2 separate regions of the Homo sapiens genome follow, and region 1 is linked to region 2. A link is an interaction called in ENCODE POLR2A ChIA-PET data of the cell type or tissue named here. Cell type or tissue: GM12878. All regions are shown on one strand. Each heading gives the region's core, and the rest is flanking DNA. Links, peaks and the distances in the headings are about the cores only. Region 1 overlaps UQCC1 (ubiquinol-cytochrome c reductase complex assembly factor 1). Region 2 overlaps RBM39 (RNA binding motif protein 39).

Region 1 (12,826 bases), core at 2,982-10,981, 320 kb after region 2:
TGGTCTTTATCCCTGGTTCCTGGCACAGAGCTCTTGAAACCCTTGCAGAGTGATTGGGGTGAGAGGAATGGTTTTTTTTTTATTTATTTATAATAAGCCCCTTTCAACCATACATGAGTTTATGGGTTTTTTTTTGTATAGCTGGGGGTCTCGCTTTGTTGCCCAGGCTGGTTTCGACCTCCTGGCTTCAAGTAATCCTGCTTCAGCCTCTCAAAAGTGCTGAGATAATAGGAGTGAAGGCATGAGCTGCTATGACCGGCAGTGAGTTTATGTTAATAAGGTGACTCTTGGAGGGTAGAGGCTGGTTGCTAGAGGAACAAATATGTGTGTAGAAGGTTGGAACTTGTAGCTTCTCCCACTCCTCCCTGACTTTTGGAAGGGGAGAGGGGCTGGAGATTGAGCTGATCACCAGTGATCAGTGATAATCAATCATGTCTACGTAATGAAGCCTCCATAGAAATCCCTGGGTTTGGAGAGCTTCTAGGTTAGTAAACACATCAAAGTGTAGGGAGGGTGGCACACCCGGAGAGCAAGCTCCCACCCCGTACCCTGTCTTTTGCATCGCTTCCATTTGGCTGTTCCTGAGGTGTATCCCTTATAATAAACTGATAAAAGTAAGTGAAGTGCCTCCCCGAGTTGAGCCATGCTAGCAAATTATTGAATCTGAGGAGGCAGCTGTGGGAACCCCCAATGTATGGACAAGTTGGACAAAAGTGTGAGTAACCTGGGGACCCACTACTTGTGATGGGAGTCTGAAGTGGGGGACAGTCCTGTTGGATGGTGCTGTGAGGTCTCTGCTAACTCCAGGCAGTTAGTTTAAGAATTAAGTTAAATTGTAGGACACCCAGTTGGTGTCTGCAGAGAACTAGAGAATTGCTTGGTATGGAGACCCCTTGCCCCTGCACATTTGGTATCAGAAGTGGAGTGTTGAGTATAGAAAAAAGAGTTTTTCATCTTTACCGGAAGTTCTCTGAACTCTGTCATTTAGAATTTTTGTGGAGGCTTATTGTTGGCATGATTGATTAAATCACTGGGTACCAGTGATTGGCTCAGTCTCTAATCCCTCTCCTCTCCTGGAGGTGGGGATGCCTTGAGGAGTTGGGGCTGAGTTCCAACCCTCTACTCCTGTGGTAGGTTTCTCTGGCAACCAGCCTCCATCCTGCATGAATCACCTCATTAGCATAAACTCAGGTATGGTTGAAAGGGGCTTATTATGAGTTACAGACACCCCCCTCACTCAGAAATTCCAAGGGTTTTAGGAGCTCTGTGCCAGGAACTAGAGATGAAGGCCAAATATATATTTCTAATTATATTACAGTATCACAGGTACACTCTTTGCCTTCCATGTAGGGAGTATGATTTAGATTCCTGACAGATTATTATTTTCTTTCTTTAGAGGAACCAGACTAGCATTTCTCAGTGGGTTCCAGTATGCAGCCGATTGATACCTGTGTCTCCTACCCAAGGACAGGGGGACAGGGCTCTGTCTCGCACTTCCCAGGTAAGATTTGTTGTTCTTTTGCTTAGTATGAAAACCTTAGTGTTTATGTGCAAATGTCATGTATTTATAGATTAGCCAACCAAATTGTGTGATGGAAAAACCTCATGAGACCACTCTGGGTCTCTGTGGTGCCAACTTAGGACTGATTCCTAAAGTATGGTGTCTAGGGCGTTGCTTCTAAATACCCTAGCAGTGGAACTTAGCCTAGGATACCATGCTACAGTCTGATGATTTTTACTGTTAGGGAATTTTTCCAGATATTCATCTCCGAGTTAACCTTTTTCAATTTTCTTTTTGTGGCCATCTTGTGCTACTTTTATTTGGGCGTGATAATTATTTCTTTTTCCTTTATATGAATATAAAATCCAAGAAACAATTATTTGAGGTATTCATTTACCATTGACCACCTAATCATTATAATGTAGTTTACCTTGGACCTTGTGTCCCTCCTGATTTTTGTTAATAATACAAATAATTTAGTAATAAGGGAAATAAATCATCTATGACTTCAAATCTGAAAACGTCAGTATTTTATCTCTGCTGGTTCTTTTTCAGCCTGTGTGTGTGTGTGTGTGTGTGTGTGTGTGTTTGTGTGTGTTTGTGTGTGTGTGTGTGTGTATGTATATGTAATGTTATTCCTGAAGTACCCTAACAAATGTCCACAGAAGTTTATATTCTGGTACCTTTTCACTTATTAGAGTGGACATTATTCATATTGTTTTGATAGACTTTGTAATTAAAAATTTAATGACCATATAATATTTTATTTACTTAGCCTTTGATATGAAAATCATTTCCTTTTTTTTGCCATTATAAGCTTTAATTTTCTTACCATTGTCTTAGCACATATTTTTTCTTACTTTTAATTACTTATTAATAATTCCTAGGAAGGCATACCTTGGGTCAGAGTATGAACAGTTTGCCTCTTCAAAAGGTTGTTTTAATTTATGCTGCCACCAGCAATGTATGTATAAGTAGTTTTTCATTATTACCTCTCTCAAGTTGAGTTTTTTTTAACTTAAATAAATTGGGTAAGAAATGTTACCTTGTTTTACCTTGTATTTCTTTGTTTAGCTCTCAGGGTTATGTATTTTTTCTGTATTGATCAGTTGTTTTTCAGTTTGTGAAAATTGTATGCTTATGGCATTTCTCCATTCATCTATTGGGAACTCATTTTTCTTACCAATTTATGATTTTTATCTGTAGTCATTAACTTTCTTTTTCGTATTCGATGCAATTAAAAATATGTTTGCTATATGTAATTATATATATTATATAATTTATGTAACATATATAATCTACTTAAAAATTCCCTCCAATTAATGTGTAAGCCCTGCCCTTCTGAGGACATCTTGCTTTTTTCTTGTATTTCCTGGTCTTTTCACTATGCCTGGCACAGAGTAGTCACTAAGTATATGTTGAATGAATGGAGAATATGCCTGTGCAGAAGAGGCGTCTACTTTGGGTAGTTATGCAGGTATTTCTTTTCAGAGCTTGGGCTGTGTTCTGTTACTTTTTGTACAAATTTTTAATAGTATTTGTTATTTGTATGTGTGTAGATGGTAGGGGAAAATAACTCATTATATGAATCTCTGACTTGTGCCCTACTCTTTGGGTCAGTAAACGTTTCTTGAGCACCTAATAAGTACCGGGTACTGTATTAGGCTCTGGGACAACATTATAGCAAAGCATTTATGTAAATAACTGAGGGTGGTTTATCTCATGCTGACCAGATGTAATTTTAGTCATTGTAAATCAACTGGACCTTTTGTCGTATCGACTGTAACTTACTGGAGTATCTTCCTATCTTTGAGGTCCCCTGGTTGGAAACTTCTGCTTCAGAATGGCATCCTCAGGTACATGTCTCACAGGGAGGAAGATTTGGCTCAGAATGAGAAAGAGTTTTGTTAATTAGAATTGTGCATAATGGGATGTGTGAGCTGCGTTTTCACATAGTAAATTTACTCTTACTGGAAATATTCAGGCAGTGGTAGGATGAATGTATGTCAAGGGCCTGACATAAAGGAATCCTTCCTTCGATGAGTGGTAGTATCAGGTATCTGTAAGGTAATGTCCAGTGCTGTAATCCTATTATTGTTTTCAAAGAGCTAGAGACATACTTTCAGCTTTGTCTTAATTAGCCTCTTGAAGTTCTGTCTACTTAAAAATATTTTTTAAATTTTGAAATAATTTTAGACTTATGTAAGAGTTGTAAAAGTAGTAGCATTCCCAAATAGCCTTCATCTGGCTTCCCCTAATGTTAACCTCTTACATAACCATGGTGCAATTACTGAAACCAGGAAATTAACATTGAAATAATACTATTAATTAGTCTATTTGTTCCAATTTTGTCAATTTTTTTTTTTATGAATGTCCTTTTTTGATCTGCGATAACAAATCCAGTTGTCATATATTCTTAGTCGTCTCCAATCTGTTAAATTTTCATTTTTTTTTTTTTAAGACAGAGTCCCACTCTGTCGTCCAGGGTGGATGACACTATCTTGGCAGTGGCACTATCTTGCTCACTGCAACCTCCACCTCCTGGGTTCAAGCGATCCTCCCACCTCAGCCTCCCAAGTAGCTGGGATTACAAGTATGTGCCATGACACCTGGCTGATTTTTGTATTTTTAGTAGAGACGGGGTTTCACCATTTGGTGAACAGGCTGGTCTCAAACTCCTGACCTCAAGTGATCCACCCCTGTGGGCCTCCCCAAGTGCTGGGAATATAGGTATGAGCCACTGTGTCTGGTCACATTTTCTTATTCTTTTTCTTCTCAAGATTTAGACACTTTTGAAGAGTACTAGTCAGTTATTTGTAGAATGTTTCTCAATTTGAGTTTGTGTAATATTTTCTTTTCTTTTTTCTTTATTTTCTTTTATTTTTTATTCATTTTTTTGAGACAGAGTCTTGCTCTGTCACCCATGCTAGAGTGCAGTGGTGCGATCTTGGCTCACTGCAACCTCTGCCTCCTGTTCAAGTGATTGTCTTGCCTCAGCCTCCCCAGTAACTGGGATTGCAGGTGCCCGCCACCACACCCAGCTACTTTTTGTATTTTTAGTAGAGAAGGGGTTTTGCCACGTTGGCCAGGCTGGTCTTGAACTCCTGATCCGAGGTGATCCGCCCACCTCGACCTCTCAAAGTGCTGGGATTATAGGTGTGAGCTACCACCTATAATATAGAAAGCCCGGCCTTTCTAATATTTTCTTATAATGAGATTGAGGTTATGCATTTTTGGCAAAAATGATGTTATTCCCTTCTCAGTGCATCATATCAGGGGATACATAATGCTAGTAGGTCTTATAACTTTGGCCACTTGGTTAAATTGGTGTTTGTCAGGTTCCTGAACTCTAAAGTTAGTATTTTCCCTTTGTAATTAGTATCTTGTCAGGAGATACTTGGAGACTGTGCAGATACCCATTTCACATTATACTTTTGCTTACTAATTTTAGCAGTCATTGGTGGTTTTTTTTAATGATATGTTAACATTAAATTTATTGTCATAACCATTATAAGTGTACAGTTCAGTAATGTTAATTTAAGCATATTCACATTGTTTTGCAACAGATCTCTATAAACTTTTTCATCTTGCAAAACTCTATGCTAAACACTAATTCTCTCCCCACCCTGCTTTTCTACTTTCTGTTTCTATGATTTTTTTTTTTTTTTTTGAGACGGAGTTTCACTCTGTCGCCCAGGCTGGAATGCAGTGGTGCAATCTCAGCTCACTGCAACCTCCGCCTCCCAGGTTCAAGCATTTCTGCCTCAGCCTCCTGAGTAGCTGGGATTACAGGTGCTCACCACCACGCCTGGCTAATTTTTGTATTTTTAGTAGAGACGGGGTTTCACTGTGTTGGCCAGGCTGGTCTCAAACTCCTGACCTCGAGTGATCTGCCCGCCTCAGCCTCCCAAAGCACTGGGATTACAGGCATGAGCCATCACCCTGGCCTTGTTTCTGTGATTTTGACTACTTTAGGATACTTCATGTGAGTGGACTCATACAGTTTTTGTTCTTTTATAACTGGCACATGCTTATTTCACTTAGCATAATGTCCTCAAGGTTCATCTATGTTGTAGCACATGACAGGATTTCCTTCTTTTTTTAAGGCTGCGTACTCTTCTATTGTATATTTTCTTTATCCATTTGGATCAATGGACATTTGGGTTCCTTCTGTCTCTTGCACACATTATTGTGAATAATGCTGCAGTGAATGTCAGTGTACAAATATCTTAGAGATCCTGCTTTGAATTCTTTTGGATATATACCCAGAATTAGGATTGATGGATTATATGATAATTGCATTGATGGTTCTTCACTGCAGTGATCATTATTGTGGTGTTTGTCTAATGATTTTTTATTTCCATCATTCCTACATTTATTAACTGGAACTCTGTTGTAAGAAAGAGCTGTCACTTCTTCCCCATTTATTTATTTATTCAATTATTTATTTATACCAGTATGAGCTCATGGATATTTATTTTCTTCTGAGTTATAATTCATTTTCTTTTCTTTTCTTTTCTTTTTTTTTTGAGACGGAGTCTCACTCTCTCACTCAGGCTGGAGTGCAGTGGCGAGATCTTGGCTCACTGCAACCTCCGCCTCCCGGGTTCAAGTGATTCTCCTGCCTCAGCCTCCTGAATAGCTTGATTACAGGTGCGAGCTCACCACGCCCAGCTAATTTTTGTATTTTTAGTAGAGATGGGGTTTCACCGTGTTGGCCAGGATGGCCTTCATCTCCTGACCTTGTGATCTATGCGCCTCGGTCTCCCAAAGAGAGGTGCAAATTATAAGCACCCGGCTTATAATTCATTTTCCAATTAGTTATTTTGTTGATTAGATTGTCCCAGCTTGGGCTATTGGGAACGCCTTTCTACATGCCCCCCATCATTTTTTGAATACTCTCTTAATTGCTGGCACCACAAGATGTTTCAGGTTCATGCTGTATTTTCTTTGCCCTGGCCCTAGATTCAAACATTACTCCAAGGAGTCCTGATTTTATTTTTTTATTTTTTTTATTTTTTATTTTTAGATGGAGTCTCACTCTGTTGCCCAGGTGGGAGTGCAGTGGTGCGATCTTGGCTCACTGCAACCTCCACCTCCCAGGTTCAAGTGACTGTCCTGCCTCAGCCTCCCGAGTAGCTGGGGACTACAGGCGCACACACCACGCCCAGCTAATTTTTATATTTTTTAGTAGAGAAGGGGTTTCACCATGTTGGCCAGGTTAGCCTTGAACTCCTGACCTCAGGTGATCCTCCCGCCTCAGCCTCCCAAAGTATTGGGATTACAGGCATGAGCCACCGCACCCAGCCCCGATTCCTTCTATTGGAGAGCAGTATTTAGAAATCAAGATCTGGGTATTAAGTGTGCATGAGCCTGTGTTGTTGAACTCTACTCAGACTTTTGAAGGCAGCTTGATATAGCGGACAGAACATAGCTTTGAGTATATATCCTAGTCTTTAATGAACTTTACTTCTTTGAGCCTTTGTGTTCTAATTTCTAAAACAGGAAAAAATAGTCCGGGCACAGTGGCTCATGCCTGTAATCTCAGCACTTCTGGAGGCCAAGGTGGGAGGATTGTTTGAGGCCAGGAATTTGAGACCAGCCTGAGTAACATAGCAAGACCCTATCTCTACAAAAAATCCGGAATAGCTGGATCTCTGTGTTCCCAGGTACTCAGGAGGCTGAGGCAGGAGGATCCCTTGAGTCTGGGGGGGTCAAAGTTGCAGTGACCCATGACCACACCACTGTACTCCAGCCTGGGTGACAGAGCAAGACCCTGTCTCAAAAAAAAAGAAAAAAAGAAATAGAAGGGGCAGGTGTGGTGGCTCATGCCTGTAATACCAGCACTTTGGGAGGCTAAGGTGGGCTGATCACTTGAGGTCAGGAGTTTGAGACCAGGGTGGCCAATGTGGTCAAACCCTGTCTCTACTAAAAAAATAAAAAAATTAGCTGGCGTGGTGGCACACGTCTGTAATCCCAGCTATTTGGGAGGCTGAGGCAGGAGAGTTGCTTGAACCCAGGAGGTGGAGGTTGTAGTGAGCCGAGATCATGCCACCGCATTCCAGCCTGGGCACAGCGAGACTCCGTCTCAAAAAAAAAAAAAATAGGAAAATATACTTTATAAGATTGTTGTGAGATAACATAAGTAAAACACCAAGCATGTAGGTAGGTACTAGACATACAGGAGATCTTCAGTAAGTTGCAATTGCTATTTTTGTTGCTATTTATGTTCCTGTTGCTTGGGAAAGTTTTCTCCTCACTGTATGAAATGAAACTTAAAAAAAAAAAAAAAAGTTGTCCTAAAATTACCTTTACCAAATTGCAACCTCTCCCTTTGTCTTAGTTTCCTCATCTGTGAAGTGAAAAGGTTGGACCAGAATATCTCTGAGATTTCTTCCAGCTCAAGTGTTGTTATTCTGAGTTACTCTTTAGTTCTTCAGTTGCCTTTTCTCCAAGCTAAACAGCCTAAATTCCTTTTGACCTTTCCACTAGGACCTTTTATTCATCCCTTTGATCATTCCTGTGGTTCTTTTTTTGGACGTTCTCCAAAGTTGTCCTCTTTGAAAAAAAAAAAAAATCCACCTAGTTTTTATTGAGTAATGACTTCATGCCCAGAATGGTGTTGAGTATTGGGACAGAAAATGACAGACATATAAGATGGGCTGTGCCCTGGAGCTTATAGTTGCTAAAAGGAGCAGACACACACGCCCATGGTATTCAAGAATCGCTTGAGTTTGTCCCAGCACCCCCTTTCTACTTCTCTGCCTCTGTCATTCTTGTTTTTTTATTTTTTATTTTTATTTTTTGAGACAGAGCCTTGCTCTGTCACCCAGGCTGGAGTGCAGTGGCATGATCTTGGCTCACTGTAACCTCCGCCTTCTGGGTTCAAACGATTCTCCTGCCTCAGCCTCCTGAGTAGCTGGGATTACAGGCACACACCACCATGCCTGGCTAATTTTTGTTTTTTTTTGGAGGGGGGTAGAGATGGTGGTTTGCCATGTTGCCCAGGCTGGTCTCTAACTCCTGGACTCAGGCAACCCTCCCGCCTCGGCCTCCCAAAGTGTTGGGATTACAGGCGTCAGCCACCACGCCCAGCCTATTGATATTTTCTAATCTAAGCAAAGGAAAAATTGAGGTCTTTAAGGGTCGAGTGAATTTTTTGCGGGAAGTGCAAGGACAAGAGTGGGTAGTACAAAAAAGTAAATGTGTGTGTTTATAAGTGTGTAGGTGTGGAGAAACTAGATGTCCTTGATACTAGATACATAGGTACTTTAGTAGTTCAATATAGTGTGAAATGTTAGCTAATGGTAGGATAGAAATACAGTAGATGGTAGGACAGCCACAGAAGGAATCTACTGGTTACTCCTAGAGCTGTGAGGAAAAAGAAGGATCTAATAGAACCTAATAGAAGAGGACCCAGCCCAAAGCACAGCTTGTGGAAACTGCTGTTGGCTGTGTTCTTTGAACCAGTTTAAGTGCTTTGTGTTTTAGGTGGACCATTGCATTGATGTATGTGATGTAATGGGGAGGTGTTCTGTGTTTAGTCTGTGTTTTACAAAGCCTGCTTGATACTTATGAATTAAAGCCTAAGTGTCCTTGGGACTGACCAGAAGAATCCTGACTAATTTTTTAATATCCTCGTTTGGAAAGAAAAGTAAATAGTAACATTCCACAATTAGAAATTCTATTTTTTCTTCGTTAGGGTTAAAGAAAAAAAATCATTTTCATTCCATGTGTTCCATTTCTTCTTGGAATAAACCAGAATTGAAGAGTCAGCCCTCTTCCTGCTCCCTCTCACCCTTTTTTATTGTAAAGGTAATATAGCATTAGTGAGAGTTTGGAAACTAGATTTTTTTTTTTTTGCCAGAATTATTTTGGCTATAGATTCTTAAATTTATCCATAATTCTAACTTAACAAAATAACTCTTTGGTTTCTTGTGTGTTCTTTCTAAACTTGCCCATATGCAGTCTACGCAGTCATGTTTTACCTATAATTTTATACATATTATAAGCATTTAACATTTTTCATGTTGTTAACAATAATAATAATCTCTGAGTAAACCGTGCAGTCTGAGTGATGATGATGTGTCAGTGTAGGTTTGTTCTTTGTATCAAATGCACCACTCTGGTATGGGATGTTGATGGCGGGGGAGGCTGTGCATGTGGGGGAAGGGGTATGTGGGAACTCTGCCCTTTCCAGGAAGTTTTGCTATGAGCCTAAAACTGCTGTTAAAAAAAAAAAAAAAAGTCTATTTAAAAAAAAAAAAATCCCAGCCAGGCACCCAGGCTCATGCCTGTAGTCCCATTTTGGGAGTTCAAGGCATTTTGGGAGTTCAAGGCAGGAAGATCACTCACTTGAGCCCAGGAGTTTGAGGCCAGCCTGGGCAACATATGGAGACACTGTCTCTACAAAAATACAAAAATCAGCAGGGTGTGATGACAGATGCCTGTAGTCCCAGCAACTCAGGAGGCTGAGGCAGGAGAATTGCTTGAGCCGGGGAGGTGGAGGTTGCAGTCAGCTGAGATTGCACCACTGCACTCCAGCCTGGGCCATAGAGCCAGACCTTGTCTCAAAAAACAAAAACAAAACAACAACAACAAAAACAAAACAAAAAACCCTCAATGGATACCTGATTTTCCACTGAGTGACTGAACTTTCATTAACCATCTCCTTAATGGACTTTCCTCCCAGTTTTCATTCTGTATAGTATCTGGCACATAATAACGGCTATTTTATTGCCAAATTGTTTTTAAATGCAATGTGAACATGAAAAAGGTGGCGATTGTGATCCAAACAATAATGCTGGTGATGATAGTGATGATGGAAACTTCTGCTATTTATTGAGTGCCTATTTTGTGAAAGGCACTTTATATATCTTACCTTCTTTCATCCTTACTGCAACTGAGGTTCAGTAAGTTTTCCATGGCCACTGAGCTTGTCGTAGGCGACAGAAGCAGGTTTTAAACCTAAAAGTGGCTGGTGTCTTTATTTTTTTCCCCATATACGGCACTGCTGCCCATATTTAAATAGATAGATACTACAGTTCTGTTTCCTAGAATTGACTTAGATGTAGTTCCAGGTTTCCAGGGCTGAATTCTTTTTTTTTTTTTTTTTTTTTTTTTTTGAGACCGATTCTTGCTGTGTTGCCCAGGCTGGAGTGCAGTGGCATGATATTGGTTCACTGCAACCTTTGCCTCCTCAGTTCAAGCTATTCTCCTGCCTCAGCCTCCTGAGTAACTGGGATTACAGGCATGTGCCACCACACCTGGCTAATTTTTTGTATTTTTAGTAGAGATGGGGTTTCACCATATTGGCCAGGCTCTCAAACTCCTGACCTCAAGTGATCCATCCACCTCGGCCTCCCAAAGTGCTGGGATTACAGGTGTGAGCCACGCCACCTGGCCTTTGAATTCACTCTCTCTCTCTCTTTTTTTTTTTTTTTACAGACAGGGTCTTGCTCTTGCTGAGTCGCCCAGGTTGAAGTGCAGTGGTGTGATGATAGCTCCCTGCAGCCTCGATCTTCTGGGCTCAAGTGATCCTCCCACCTCAGCCTCCCAAGCAGCTTAAGACTATAGGCATGCACCACCACACCCAGCCAATTAAAAAAAAATTTGTAGAAATAGAGTCTTGCTATGTTCCCCAGGCTGAGTCTTAAACTCTGGCCTCAAGCAATCCTCTCACCTTGACCTCCCAAAGTGTTGGAATTACAGGTGTGAGCTATTGTGCCTGGCCCAAATTCTTTTATTTCTTCAGGTATTCAACAGATATTTCTTGGGCATCTACCATGTACTAGACACCCTTCTAGGTGCTGATCTTGGGTCTTCCTGGTGAGCTGATCACGGGGAAGTGGGCTAAGTAAGGTTGGAAAGATCCTATAGTCTTTACTTTGAAACAGCTCTGTTCAGATTAACCCTGTAAGTGCTCAGTGTTGCATAGATCTGTGTTTTTATTCTTCAGTGGCCCCAGATGAGCCAGTCCCGAGCATGTGGTGGATCAGAACAGATTCCTGGAATAGACATACAGCTGAATAGGAAGTATCACACCACACGTAAGGTGAGAATTATCAGTGCATTCTGTGTTTATAGAGTGCTTTCACACAGGTGTTCTTTGGATCTCAACAAAATTGTTAGCTAGGTGAGTTTTAGCGAATGCAGAAGGTGAGGCTCAGGGGGTAAAGTGACTTGCCCAAGGTCACAAGGATGGTAAGTAAGTGGCAGACAAAATGAATTTTTTTTTTTCAGGGACAAGGTCTTGCTCTGTCACCCAGGCTAGAGTAGAGTGGTGCCTTCATAGCTGACTGTAGTCTCGAACTCCCAAGCTCGAGCTATCCTCCTGCCTCAGCCTTCTGAATAGCTGAGACTTACAGTCATGCACCACTGTGTACTGCCAATTTTTAAATTTTTGTAGAGACCAGGGTCTCGTTTTGTTACCTAGGTTGGTCTCAAACTCCTGGCTTCAAGCGATCCTCCTGCCTCAGCCTCCCTAAGTGCTGGGATTGTTTTTAAAATTTTTTTTAACAGATGAGGTCTTGCTCTGTTACCCTGGTGGAGTGCAGTGGCATGATCATGGCTCACTACTGCCTTGAACTCCTGGGCTTAGGTGATCCTCCCACCTCGGCCTCCCAAAGTACTGGGATTACTGAGATTATAGGTGTGAGCCACCATGCCAGCCTGAATATTTGGACCTAAGCCTTCTGAGGCTATGTCCTATGTTTCTTCCATTGTTGTGTCTGGAAAACACTTAAGAGGAAAACATATGAATTTTTTACATGTTAAAAATAAAGTGATATTTAACTTTTGGATAATTTTTTATTGGTTAGATAGCTTGCCTTTGCTTGGAGAGGGTTAACATTAGAACAGACTTTCCTTGGAGGTTATTTGCAAACTACAAGACTCTGTAGTCATTAATAAAATTTGTGATACCTTTACTAAAAAATGCAAGAGTTTAAAAACATTCAGTGCTTGATTGCAGTTTTGAATGACTTTTGACTGCTTTCAGGCAGTATTTTTTTTTCCTTTTCCTATTACATCAATAAGCATAGAATGTTTTACTTCTCAGAATTGTTCTTGGGAGATGGGGGTCAAGATTTCCTTTTAAAAGTCTTCTTTTTGATAGAACTTTTATTCTAATACCCCACATCTGTCATCTGCTAGATATGGGTTAATAGACATACAGTCAATGAGGTAGGCATGTCTTGCTCTGAAATTTGGAGGGCATCTATTAGGTACAGTTCCAAATGTGTTTTCACTGAATGATAAGATGCTTAAAAAAATGAAAATTAGGCCGGGCGCGGTGGCTCACGCCTGTAATCCCAGCACTTTGGG
Region 2 (8,000 bases), core at 1-8,000:
TTCATCTCTGATAACCTTTTGACACATTCTTAACAGTTAAATAAATGAAGGTCTGTTAACGATTCTTTTTTACTAAAGATCCTTTTTTTAATGTACATACCTCACAACCAAGACCAGAATTGTCTTGTCAAAAGTGTTTTTGGGCTGTGTGTGGTGGCTCACGCCTGTGATGCCAGCACTTTGGGAGGCTGAGAGCGGTAGATCACCTGAGGTCAGGAGATCAAGACCATCCTGGCCAACATGGTGCAACCTTGTCTCTACTAAAAATATAAAAAATTAACCGGGCGTGGTGGCGGGCGCCTATAATCCTAGCATCTAGGGAGGATGAGGAAGAATTGCCTAAACCTAGGAGGCAGAGGTTGCAATGAGCCGAGATGGTGCCACTCATGTATATGAAACTCATCCATGGTGGAACTTTTTTCAGATGTGTGAGCTCTGTAACCTTTTAAGGTCCTGGAAACATAGTATTTTTAAAAGTACACTGTATATCTCTATCAGGAAATTAAAATTGTTAGCTTATATCTACATTTCAATAAAATGTAAGCCTGTTGCTATGTTGATAGCAAATCTGTTTAACTTACTGGTCATTAGGCTGTTACGTACGTCAATGAACTGGTGAAAGGAGAAAATTTATGAAACATAGCTCACCAATTTTATTTTTTTATTCTAGTAACTTTAGTGTGGATATTTTCCACCTTTTCTTTTTCTCCAGATAAGCCATTGTGGGTATATGTGTAAACCAAAATTTTATATATATGTAATTTATATCAAGTTATGTATTTATTTGCTTGTGTATGAAGTATTTATGTTTTATATATGAGGATTATATTGACTATTTTGTCCCTGGGCACATTTTTGTTAGAAAAGTACTAAATTCTACCTCAGGTGGTCTGCCTGCCTCGGCCTCTCCAAGTGTTGAGATTACAGGTGTGAGCCACTGCACCCAGCCAGTTTTCACATTTTCTAACCACAATCCCCATGTTCTCAAATATAAAGCTGTCATTACTTGTAATATCTTTTATTTAAACTACCACATCAACAAGCCTAATTTGCGTTAGCTAGCGTCGTCATCATGTATGTTGTGTTTGCTACTTACAGCTTGCAGTTTCTACCTTAGTATTCAGAAGTAATTATTGAATATGCTAAAAATATAAATATATTTTTAAGTATAGTTTGTATTTTAAAAATTAAAGCACTGTCTCCTGTCCTTGCCTCCCCTATCATGTAGTTTTCTGACTCAGAATGTGCCAAAAAGGCTTTGGAACAACTTAATGGATTTGAACTAGCAGGAAGACCAATGAAAGTTGGTCATGTTACTGAACGTACTGATGCTTCGAGTGCTAGTTCATTTTTGGACAGTGATGAACTGGAAAGGACTGGAATTGATTTGGGAACAACTGGTCGTCTTCAGTTAATGGCAAGACTTGCAGAGGGTAAGTGTTTCTTGCTATTACGAATGATTTACTGTGGGTATTGTAGTGGAAAAGAAAGGTAGCCATGTAAACTAAGAAAGGGAAAAAGATTTTATCTTATTTTGTAGTTGGCGTTATCCTTGGTCACACTGCATATTATTTTATAGATGATGTGCCTTGTATTAATGTATGGAAATCTATATTATGTGTTTTGAATGCCACAGTATAAGTTGCAAGATTTCTTTTCCTTTATGTAGTGTTTATATGTCATACTTAGGAATAAATTTAGTTGCAGCTATTATAATGTTACAAGTTTTTCTTTTTGTAATTTCTTATTTTTTGATGCAGGGTCTGGCTCTGTTGCCCAATTTGGAGTGCAGTTGTGCGATCCTGGCTCACCGCAACCTCTGCCTCTTTGGCTGAAGCCATCCTCCCACCCTAATCTCTAAATAGCTGGGACTAACAGTTGCAAACAACCACCACCACGCCTGGCTAATTTCTGTGGTGGTTTTTTTTTTTTTTTTTTTTTTTTTTTTTTTGTGTTGGTTGGTTGGTTGGTTGTTTTTAAGAGATGGGGTTTCTGCCGGGTGCGGTAGCTTACAACTGTAATCCCAGCAGTTTGGGAGGCTGTGGCGGGTGGATCACCTAAGTTCAGGAGTTCGAGACCAGCCTGACCAGCACGGAGAAACCCTATCTCTGCTAAAAATAAAAAATTAGCCGGTCATGGTGGCGCATACCTGTAATCCCAGCTACTCAGGAGGCTGAGGCAGGAGAATCACTTGAACTTGGGAGGGGGAGGTTGCAGTGAGCCGAGATTGCGCCATTGCACTCCAGCCTGTGCAACAAGAGCCTGTGCAACAAGAGCGATACTCCATCTCAAAAAAAAAAGAGAGTTTCACAATTGTTGCCCAGGTTGGTCTCGATCTCTGGGATTTAAGTGAACCACCTCCCTTGGCCTCCCAGAGTGCTAGCTAAGTTACAGGCGTCAACCACCACACTCGGCCCTCCTTGCAATTTATTTTAGTGAAGTGATCATGATATTAATGACCCAGGAAACTTCGTTTCTCTGCTCTCAACATAGTAGGAACTTTAAGACTATTCTTTTACAGGTACAGGTTTGCAGATTCCGCCAGCAGCACAGCAAGCTCTACAGATGAGTGGCTCTTTGGCATTTGGTGCTGTGGCAGGTAGGAATTGAATCTTTTCTAATTTTAAATCGTTTTTTCATCTAATTCGAAAATTTTCCAAATTTTTACATTTAAAAGGACTTACTGAGAATTCAATTCATCAAGTACTTATAGCCTGTTAGTTTGTAGTCTTCTATTTAAGGAAGTGGAGACATAGGGTAGAATTAACCATGCATCAAAATGAGTTGTCAGGACAGTTTTAAACCCTGCACCCCAGTTTTTAGTCGAAATTCATTGACATAAGTTTATTTTCAAATATATCAGTTTTATTGAATACTACAAGGTGTATATTGTTTGATCGAAAAAATATTTATAATATTAGAATTTAGAAAATATCAGAGGCACTTAAAAAAGCTTTACTTAAAACTATTGTAGTAGTAAGAGTGTTGAGACAGTTATTTTTCTTTATAGTACATAAAAATTTAAGATCATGAATTGGGAGGTGGAGCTTTTGGAGGCAACAGGAAAAGAAGGGTGAATTGACGTTTTTACAATTATGTATAAAGGGATTTAGTTCATAAAACACTCATTCCCCTGTGCCCCCCAACCCCCCGCCCCCTTTTTTTTTTTTTTTTTTTTTTTTGGATAACAGTAGACTTGCTCTGTTGCCCAGGCTGGAGTGCAGTGGTGCAGTCTCGGCTCACTGCAACCTGTGCCTCCTGGGTTCAAGCAGTTCTCGTGCCTCAGCCTCCCAAGTAGCAGGGATATTTTTAGTAGAGATGGGGTTTCACCATGTTGGCCAGGCTAGTCTTAAACACCTTACCTCAAGTGATCTGCCCACCTTGGCCTCTCAAAGTGCTGGGCTTACAGATGTGAGCCACTGCGTTCGGCCCTCATTTCTTAATTACCTGTAACTTTTACATTGACCCAAATCTGGGAGATAGGATAGGATCTAATTTTGAAATGTCAAAGACGTGCTTTTAGAACATCATAAGAAGAACCTTTTGTTATTTTGTTGGTGGGGGATGGAGTCTCACTCTGTGGCTCAACCTCTTCCTCCTGGGTTCAAGGAATTCTGGTGCCTCAGCCTCCCACATAGCTGGGATCACAGACATTTCCCACCACACCCAGCTAATTTTTGTATTTTTAGTAGAGACCTGCCTGCCTTGACCTCCCAAAATCCTGGGTTACAGGCATGAGCCCCCTCACCTGGCTGGTCCTTTGACCTTATATATATATACGAAGTGAGACTGTAACTGAGAAGATAGATTTTAGACCCTGGTAGTACCACATCTGAAAGTACGAAGAGGTCCTGTGGTTGCTTCATGATTTTCTTCTAAATTGAAAGCTCAATATTCAATTAAAGTAGAAGACGACTTTTGTTTTTACATTTATTTTTTCACTGTTTTGCCTTCTTAGTGGTTGTTCTTAAGTGTGTGAGTACCTTTAGAAAACCTGCATTTGGTTTCATTTCCTTTCTATAAATTGTATGACTTATTTTGAAATTTGACAAGCAGTTACTCCCTAGAATTTCTGACAGCGAAGCCAGTTTATACTTACAAGAATCAGAACCAGTAAGGCATTTGTGTATTTAACAGTCATTTGATCCCTCCTCAAGTTATCTTTATTCCATTGGATTAACACATAATTTATTTTGAGCTTATAGTGTTAGCTATTCGATCCTTTACAGTGAGTAATTGTCGATTGCTACTTGCTCTAATTGATAGTAAACTCATTACCTAGAGTTTATTATTACAGTTTGAAAGGTTTTTTTTTAACCAGAAAACTGTTTACCTGTATTGCTTCTCATTGTTCATAATGTTCTTTGACAACTAAGAAAATTTTTAGTTCATGTTCTAGGTATTCCACTAAAGGGTGGTGAAAGATTTCTTCCTGCCTTCAGGGAATTGATACAGTGACAAAGGGGTCATTTATAGACAATTTTCTTACACCCTGGATGCTGTATCAGATACGTTGATTTGCTCTTAATGTCTTCAGTTAACTGAAGATTATCCACTGTTAAATATCAGTTCTACCGTTAGCCTTTATTTCTTTTATTATGGATGAATGTACCTCTTGGGTTCTTTCTCATCGTGTAGTATATATTAAGATTGTTTGAATGTAGCCAGCTAAAATCCTAAAGCTCCATATGGATTCCTGACAATAGTGTCCCTACCCTTTATCTATGTATCTAGTTACATTCCCTTTTTTAGTGCTGGTGGTGGTAGAGATGATTTTAAAGATCATTCTGTTTTATTAGCCTTGCTATAAATTTCTTCTGCATTAATAACACTCATGTTTTAGGTGAATATCTGTGTAACTGGATATTTTTCTCCAGATGGTGGTCATTAAAATATTACATATAACTTGCTGAAATAAAATTGTTGAGTGTTTACTGTGTTTGAGGTGCTTGTCCCCTAAGTCTTTTAAAGCTATTGGGTGAAACTAGGGATGGGTCATCACTATATCCACATTATTTTATTCTGCCAGTTTGATAGGCCCTTTCTAAAATAGGTTAGAGTCCTTATCTTTATGAAAACCATGCTTTATTTTTCACTTTGTCACAAATGATATGACAAATCATTTTTGAAATTATGATTGGGTTGGTAGACAAAATAGCATGGATTTCTGATATCTATACATTTTTTCCCATTTTAGGAAAAAAAAGACAAATTCTGTTATTATTTAAAGTTTATTGACACTGTTCACATGGTCCTATCTTCAAGTTCCTTCAGTATACACCAGTTACATTTCTTCAGCTCCCTGAGATGCCAATTTTGAGCACCTAGGACCCAGGTATTTTATCCCAATATAACTTGGGCTGCAGATCCCTGTACATTTTTGCCCATGTTGCAAGAAACCCATATATGTGGTAATAAAGTGTTGCAGTTGAATCAAATTTTAATGAAAATCAGGTTACTGAATCAAAATTTTGATGTCATATATTTCTATAAAAAGAACTTCAAGAGAGCATTATAGCACTGTGGCAGACTTACTGTTCAGACTTGCTACTGTTTCACTCTGTAGCAGCTTTCAGATGGCGTCCACTGTAGAAATCTAACGATTATATGAGAAAATATATTGGTCACATCCCTCTTATTTTTAATACTGATTAGATGTTTTCATTTTCCTAAACTTCATAGCTTTTAAGAAAACTCCAGAGATTTTTATTTCTGCCTTGCTAAATTTTTACACTAGGCCAGGAAATCAATAATCAAGTTGCCCCATTATGGGCTAGATTTGACAAGTTAAATCTTTGAAAAGTCCTTAAAAAAATAATATATGCATACTGTTGGAATGGTGTATTTCCCAATGGTGATGTTCTTCCTAAATTGGGAAATCATGGAAACTGTTACAGCTTTTTGATGTGCAGTATTTACAATTTTATAATATCCTTTTAAAGTGTTAAGTACTATGGCCACTAAAAATATAAATACTTGCATTTCCCAAGTACTTGGAATTGAATTCTCAAGATCAGGGTTTTTCACTCATTTTCTGACCGGTGTGCTTCCCTTTCCCCATTTCCCATTATTCCCAGCTGTATAGTAGTGTAGTGAAAATCACTTGAGATGTGGAAGAGTAGTCTAGTCTAGGAAGAGAGAGGGAAAAGTAAGTTTCCCAGGATAAGAGGGGGAAAAAAGGCCCCAAAGCCTTCTCAATGAGGAATGGGGAAGGAGGTTTTGCTGCCAGGTTTTACTAAGTGCATTTGAATGAACCCTGCTATTGTAGTCCTCTTTTATTAATGCTTTCCTGACATTTACCCTGTTAGTTGAGGCTCTTCATTGTTCCTGCACTGAGCTGTAGAATTCTCTTTTGTTATAGATTTGCAAACAAGACTTTCCCAGCAGACTGAAGGTGAGTTGAAGTGTTCATATTTTTTATTTTTGTCTTTGAAATAGAATTAAATGTAGTAAGACAGTTTTCTATATTTATTGTCATATTTTTATACCAGTAATTTGGACCAAATTTTGACACAGTGACACATAGTGGTATATTCATAGTAATCTGTCTGTATTTCAGAAGACCTAACCCAAATTAATGGACTTAAAAAAAATCAAAATAACAATTTTTTTTTTTGCTTTAGTTTGCTTAAAATTTTCAACCTTGTTTTTGTTTTATGCCTACCTGTGTGTTCTAAGTGTTGATAAGTTGCATATAGAAGTCAGGAAATGAAGTATTCTCTTATTAACGAGTAGGCAAGTATTTTAGAACCTGGAATCTGGAAGTTGTCTTAGTATAAAGTTGTGAATCATGCTATAAAACTCACCTTTTTTTGCTTAAGACATAGTACTCAGTGATTTATTTAAGCCAGTACCAAGCAATAAGAGGTTTATACATACTTAAATTACATGCACATTTCAGAGAAACCATTCATTAAGTAGGCTATGATTTCTTGTTTTTAGTTATCACTAAATCTCTGTTGCTTGACATGAGCATTTTGCTGTTAATGTAAGTTCTATATCTTTTGTAGGAGTATGCTTAATGTTTAGGGAAATGATTATGAGAAAGATATGTCATGTTCCATCACAGTCAAGAATTAAATTTTTTCACAAACAAGATGCTTCTAATCAGTGCTGTTTTGTTAAGAGATTTTTAAAAGATTTTCCTAGATTTACTGTGTTCTGCATTGATCTAGCTTGAACGTGAATGTTTGTATAGTACGTTTTCTTAATATTTTTTAGTATTCATAGTATATAATCATACTAAACTTGAGAAACTGGAAGAATCAAGTCTTCCTCAGTTCTGTTTAGACTTTCTAGTTTTTTTTAAGGATACTTCCATATCTTCTGTAAGCTACACAGTGAGCTTCATTTTTGCACAGTTATAATACACTCTCGAATCTTTAACTTTTTTCCAGCAGAATTTGACATGTTATATTAAAATTTTGTTTTATTTAAAATAAAACTTTATGAAAGAAAAAACTTATATGTTACAGAGAAGCTAAAGCACCTGTAATGCTACCAGAAAGTTATCATTTATGATATATTTCATGCACAGCCCTAATTTCTCGGTGTAATATTTCTGATACTTTAAGTGATCGTTTATTTTAATTACCATAATTTCTAATGCACTGTTTTATCCTTAGCTTTGTTTGTTATTATGTTTTGGAATGAAATTTGGTCAGATAATATGATTACGGTGAGTTCTGTAACAGCTACTGGTAATATTTTTGTAAATCACGTGAAAGCATTGGAGCAACTGTCTTGGAAAATGCTCTTTAAACTTCAAACCCCAGTATGTTTTGGTAGTAGTGGATATTACACATATATGCTGCTCTTTTCAGTGTTCTTTTATTGTGCGAAAACATTTTTAAAACATTTGATTTATTAATAGGATTTATTTTTAATAGGATTGTTAATAGGATTTATTTTTCTAGGACATTGTCTTTAAACACTTGGATGATTTTATATGTCTTAATTCTTTAATAATTTGTAGATTTAAAAAACTTCGTGGGCAGAAA

What was found. ChIA-PET counts read pairs that join two places held together with the same protein. Peaks named below come from ENCODE experiments on the same cell type or tissue, not always from the same donor. Only the 100,000 strongest peaks of a DNase experiment are listed, where the experiment ranks them.
Region 1: POLR2A ChIA-PET joins it to region 2 with 5 read pairs; 2 of 35 experiments call an interaction of 5 or more read pairs at or near these places.

The regions. Positions count from the first base shown.
Region 1 is chr20:35,382,767-35,395,592 of GRCh38, reverse strand. It overlaps UQCC1 (ubiquinol-cytochrome c reductase complex assembly factor 1), which reads left to right. Exons shown (of 10, transcript NM_018244.5): 2 at 1,397-1,501; 3 at 11,460-11,555. Among named protein-coding and RNA genes, the nearest start is that of UQCC1, 23 kb to the left of the region's middle. In GM12878, for the core only: no CTCF peak of the experiment used is centred there; no DNase peak of the experiment used is centred there.
Region 2 is chr20:35,707,618-35,715,617 of GRCh38, reverse strand. It overlaps RBM39 (RNA binding motif protein 39), which reads left to right. Exons shown (of 17, transcript NM_184234.3): 11 at 1,229-1,433; 12 at 2,522-2,599; 13 at 6,344-6,394. Among named protein-coding and RNA genes, the nearest start is that of ROMO1, 12 kb to the right of the region's middle. In GM12878, for the core only: no CTCF peak of the experiment used is centred there; no DNase peak of the experiment used is centred there; H3K27ac peaks cover 228 bases.